Linked DNA regions of Homo sapiens: region 1 is linked to region 2. The links are chromatin loops, found by intact Hi-C in ENCODE. Cell type or tissue: heart right ventricle. All regions are shown on one strand. Each heading gives the region's core, and the rest is flanking DNA. Links, peaks and the distances in the headings are about the cores only. Region 1 has its middle 6.6 kb from the start of KBTBD13. Region 2 has its middle 3.7 kb from the start of MTFMT.

Region 1 (2,859 bases), core at 360-2,859, 50 kb after region 2:
CAGTTAAGGCTTTGTTCCACCCACAGTCAGCATGTGTCACCACTGCCCACCACCCTCAGCAGGGATGGTGACTGTGCCTGGGGTGCCTGTGAGGAAACCAGCAGAAAGCCAGAATGGCTGGCTCACCCAGAGTCACACAGGCAGTTAAGTGGAAGAGCAGGGACTTGAACTCAGGACTTGGGATTCTCAGCCTCTCATTCCCCGGCATCTCGGCTTGACTATTGCATGAAGGTGTGGGGGGCACAAACCAGGTGCAGCTGGGCAAATTACAGAAACACTTAGGAGTTACTGAGCTCAGAGGGCTGGATTTGAAATCTCTCTGTCCCAGCCCAGAGGTTTACTCTGAGAAGTCCGTCCTTTCTGAGAGGCCTACACTCACACAGCTTAAAGCTGCAGGGATCATTTTCCTGAACCTGGTGGCAGCCCTGCAGCCCAACTCTCTGGAGTTCTCTCCAGTCTTCCACAAACGTTCTCCTTGCCCCTGACTCCAGATGTCCTGCACCCCAAGCCTTCCTCTCCCTGAAATCATCCTATGTGGTTTATATAGCCCGCCTGGCAGAGGCAGAGAAGCTGCCCCACCCCTGTCCACCAAGGACCTGCTTCCTTGCTGGCTTCCCTTCAGTGTGCTCACAGGGCAGCCAGAGCCATCCTAGTTCAACAAAATGCCAGTCAGAGCCTGGTGCGCCCCCTCTGAAAGGCAAAGTCCTTTCAGACTCTCCCACCCTGTTTCCTCCCTGACTTCATCTCCTCCCACTCCTCTCTGGCCTCATTGCTCCTCAGACGCACCAGGCACACTCCGGGCTCAGGGTGTGTGGCTGGTGTCCCTCTGCCTGCGCACTGCCTCAGCCCCACCCCACTTCCTGCAGGTCTTGGCTCAGATGTCACTTCGATCCTACAGACTCTCCTAACCTCCCTACTTAAAATCTACCTCCCCCTTCTCTACATGTTCTCCTCCCTTTTCCTGTTTTATTTTTCTGCATAGCTTTTAGCATCATCTTCCATGCTATCTTTTCACTTGTTTGCTGTTGGTTTTCTCCTACTAAAATTTGAGCTCCACGAAGGCAGAGGGTTTTTTCTGTTTTGTTCACTGCTCTCTCATCAGGACCCAGAAAAATGACTAGAACGTAGTAGGCAGCTTAAGAGATGATTTATTTAGTAGGGACTTAAGAAATATTTGTTGAATGAATGAATGGCACTCAACGGATGTTTGTTGAAAGAATGCATTAATGAATTGATCAGTCAATCAAGGAAACTCCATAGGAAAGGTACAGAGAAAGGCTCTCAGATTTCAGAGGACAGGAGTATCATTTCTGGCAGGGCTGTGGCAGGTGGCCAGGGAAGACTTTTCTGTGGAGGTGACGAGCTGTCAAGTTTGCAGTCCACCTTGGGAAGAGTGGGATCTGAAAAGAGCAGCCGCTCACCGGTCACTTTTCTTTCAAGGGAAGGGAGGAAGCTGGGATTAGAAATGCTAATCATCCCTTGAAGAATGGCTCCTCTTGGCGGCGGAATACACACAGGGCTGCTCTGTTTATTTTCCTTTGGCCTCAAGGAGCTGGGGCCTCTTTTTCATCCTAATTGCTTTGCTTCAAGTTGCTGTCACATCCCAGGAACGGCAGCAAATTAACTGTGCTGGTGGGAGACACAGCTGTCAGAAGACAGGCTGGCCCCAGCAGGCCAGTAATAGGCATGGGATACAGGACCCCCCTAGAGGAGGTCTTGTCCCAGCAGCGTCCTCTGCAGCCCTCATGATTCTGCCCCAGCTGGACTGGGGAAGCATGAAAAGAGGGAGCCCTTCTCTCTGGCATTCGAGTAACTAACAAAGGGAAAATGGGCCTTTTGTTGGGCTGCAGGGTCTTGGAGCAGGGTATAAGCCTCTAGTTCCACCCCTCTCTTCACAGGGAAGGAAAGCCAGGTCGCAGGTTAGGGGAAAGCAACTTTCCTGGAGACAAAGCAATGCAAGTGGACCACCCAACCTAAAGCCTGCTTCTCTGGAATCCTCCTCCCATCCTAACATGTTATTTCCTGTGCTGCCTTCCAGGGCACTCATGAAAGAGCTTCCCCATGGTGACCCATCATCAGGCTGCCCTCCCTGATTCCAGGCTTCCATCCTTATTTTTTCTAGGAAAGTTCCTCTACACACACACCCCATTCAGCACGCAGATTCAGCAGATGGAGACAAAGGAGTTAGTCTCTAATGGTATTTGGGCACCTGGGCCCTTCAGATCACACACTCATGCGTACACACACACAATTTTGCCAACTCTATAGGAGGTCAGAAACCATTCGCCCAACATGCTTCTCTTTCCAGGTAACATATTTTCATTCTAACAGGAGTCTTACAAAAATACGCCTAACTGCAAAGTCCTGATTAGCAAAGGTAATTTCAGGTGCTCAGAGAGGGAGCTAGCACTGGGTTGCGGTGGAAACGAGGGACTGAGGACTTTGTAGGTGCCACTCTGCAGAGGGACAGTGCTGCCTGCCTGCCAGCTGATTTTGCAGTCAAATGCTGGCTCTGACAGGGACTTCTGTTTGACCATGGGTAAATTCCTTAAAGTTGCTGAAATGAATGAAGGTGTCTCAACTCTAACCGGAGATGATAATTCCAGGAGGGTTGTCCTGAGAGTGAAATAAGAGCTTCTAGACCAGCATACGCAATCCTCACCTTCCAAGTTCCTTGCCCTGGTTCCTCTTCACACTTTCCCCTCCACCCATTATTGACACCCTTACTGTTTGGAAGGCACAGTTTTGGTGAATGGACTGTGTTCCAGCAGTCTGTGCTTATCGCTCATGACACAGCAGGATGGCATCCAGGGGACCTGGGTCCATATTCCAGCTCCACTTGCCAGCTGTGTGATGTTG
Region 2 (2,911 bases), core at 258-2,757:
CCTCTCTTAGGGTGAGCAGAATGTGATTCTAATATTCGAAGACTGGTCTTTTCCCATACAACATGACCTAGAAATACAATGCAAATAGTCAACTGGTTTTCACCTTAGAATTTGGCTGCTGCCTAAAGTGTAAACCTTGGTACCTGTGTTTATGCCATTTCTTCCCTAGTGGGTTTTAAGCTCTTGAGTTAGAGAGCCTGCTTTATGCTACCTTTAATTTTCAGCAGCCCGAGTTCTCCCAGATAACCCTGCCCCCTAGGGTTGTTTTGCACCATTCCCAGAGTCCTTTGATGACTACAGAGCGACTGCTCAGGTTGAGGGGCTAATTCCAATCGTTTTCTTTCCTCCACAGATCCGCCTCCTATCACTGGCATCTAAATTTCTAGTTAACAAACACAAACTTCTTTTTAAAATTGATTTGCAGCAAACTTCTTTTTTTTTTTTTAAAGGAACATGGTGTTACTGTAATGGCTGAGGTTTTCCCAGGATGTAAAAATGAAAATATTTCTGAAACTCTTGGTAGTGAGTTAAGAGTATGTTGTAGAGGACGAGGGGTGTCTACTTTCAAGACCAGATAAATCCACCACTGGAACTATCATAAAGCACACAGAGAAGATGAGGACTCCAGCCCCGAATGGCAAGGAGTTTTACATAATAAATTAAGACACCCAGAAAGCACATACAAGGGGATTGGAACCCAGATAATGCTAATTCAGTTGGTGCTCCTGTTTTCAGAAATTTATCTTTCTTGATGAATAGAGTGTGTGCGGATGCTGAATCAATGAAATTACTCCAGGTTCTGAGTCTGGGTGACAAGACAATAGCAGTGTCATTGACGTAGGGAAATAACCCACTTGGTGGTCAACATGACATTTCACCCTTGAATGCTTTGAAACTGAAGTGATGAGACAAGCAAATGGAGACGTTTAGTAGAAAACTGGAATGCAGGAGTGGCCTCCATGACTAGGGGCTGGGAGAGCTGATCTGGGAATGGGAAGAGGCAACAAGCATTTCCACTTCCTGTTCCCGTCATCTCACCCCACTCCATGACTATATGGGTATTTCTGCAGGGTGAGGATAACTACCACAGAACAGAACTCCAGTTAGTAAGGTGGCCAACGCCTAAGTCCACAAGAACCCCTGCTTGTGGCCTAGGAGGCAATGCCACATTTGACCAGGGGAAGGACTGCCACACATAGGTGTCAGCCCAGTGCCAGGGGCAGGAACTGACCTCAGGGGCACAGTCCAGTGAAGCCTTTTGAGATGCAGTTCCTAGCGAGCCACTCCATGTACTGCCATCGCCTGCCTGTGGTTGTATCAGATGCCCGCAAGGAGGTGCTGCCCACCAGCCTGTCCCGTCACTGAGCGTGACGGATAGTCCGTTTGCTCCAGTACCTCTGACAGAATCTGCCCTCTGTGTTGTTACTGCCCTGTGTGGTCCAGTAGATGTCACTCCCTAACCTGTCCAGCCTCTCTGTAAATCAGGGCCGGGGATGAAAGGCCACACACAGCAGTGTGGGTCCACAGGACTCTCCTTGATAAGGAGAGAGACTGGAGAGGTTAAGGGACATCTAAGGGGTATCAGGAACCCCAGGAAGCGAAGCCAGATATACCACAGGTAGGAGAAGCAGCCTAACAATATGGACGTTTCCTCATTGCTGCTGAGGGGCATCCTAGAAAACCAAGAGAATATTTCAAAGTACACTTAAAGAGATCAAATATTAAAAACTTTAGTTCCCAGCCCTTTACCCCCAGCAAAAATGCTAGACAGTGTTAACAAAGCTGTATGTTGTTAACAGGAGGAAAGACTAGTTAGTAAAATAGCTACAGCTGTGGCCAGTTCTTGTTCTTGGACACCTATGTTTATATCGGAAAACACTTTTTGATGCTGTTCTCTGAAATCAGGCTCCACATATGGAGTGATAAAACAGAAATCCTTTTTTAAACAAAACCGCCTTTGCTACTTCCTAGACAGCCACTAGATAGCACCACAGCCTTGCTTCCTCACCCTTTACCCTCACGTGGGACTCAAAGAAGAGCGATTGCATGCAATTGATTAGCTCCATAGTTTCTAATCAGCTGCTCACTAGCATGCTTCCTTTATTTACCAGGTTCAGAATATGGGAAAGAGAGGCTGAAGCTACCCCAAGGAAGTTTTGTATAGATTGTTATTGTGAATATATATCATGTATCCTGTGTGGGGTGGTAGCATATTTCTGTTTGTATGTAAGGGCTATCAATAAATACACTTCTAAGAAAATTTTTCCTAGAAGTGTAATAATTTGGTTGGTTGGAGATGCTTGTGGTATCCTCTTTACATTTTACAATATAGATTATCATTCTCTGGAGATTTGCCAAAACCTTCAGGTCTATAATACATCCCTCTGTGGGGGATAATGATCATCTCAGTCCTTATGTAACAGTTATAGAAAGGCTCATTTGCTTATATCCTGCTCTCCTGTGGGAATCCTACTTGCCTCCAATCTGATGTAGCTGACTCTGTAATAAATTAAACCAGAGCTACCCAGTCTTATCATTAACAGGTGCTTTCTGCTTGCTCCTCACACTTGGCCTAAAGGCCCTTGTATATAAGTCAGAGATCTTGGCTTCTGGAAGAAATATCAAAATAAAATTTACAGCCTTGGGGGTAGGGGCTGAAGGGGCTGTACCAGGCACTTTTTTTTTTTTTTTTTTTTTTTTTGAGACAGAGTCTTGCTCTGTCACCCAGGGTAAAGTGCCGGGACGTGATCTCGGTTCACTGCAGCCTCGACCTCCCAGGCTCAGGTGATCCGCCCGCCTCAGCCTTCCAACTATAGGCACGCGCCACCATGCCCAGCTAATTTTTTTTTGTAGAGACAGGGTTTTGCCATGTTGCCGAGGCTGGTCTCGAGCTCCTGGGCTCAAGCAATCC

The links. A loop is a pair of places that touch in the nucleus more often than their neighbours do. Peaks named below come from ENCODE experiments on the same cell type or tissue, not always from the same donor. Only the 100,000 strongest peaks of a DNase experiment are listed, where the experiment ranks them.
Region 1: a loop joins it to region 2, with 3 times the contacts of the local background. A loop is called at or near these places in 53 of 110 quality-filtered maps.

Annotation. Positions count from the first base shown.
Region 1 is chr15:65,081,911-65,084,769 of GRCh38, forward strand. No RefSeq gene overlaps it. Among named protein-coding and RNA genes, the nearest start is that of KBTBD13, 6.6 kb to the left of the region's middle. In heart right ventricle, for the core only: a CTCF peak has its summit at 1,497; no DNase peak of the experiment used is centred there; H3K27ac peaks cover 1,736 bases.
Region 2 is chr15:65,031,885-65,034,795 of GRCh38, forward strand. No RefSeq gene overlaps it. Among named protein-coding and RNA genes, the nearest start is that of MTFMT, 3.7 kb to the left of the region's middle. RefSeq lists an enhancer at 1,442-1,521. In heart right ventricle, for the core only: CTCF peaks have their summits at 1,319, 1,988 (motif pointing right) and 2,193; a DNase peak (open chromatin) is centred at 1,332.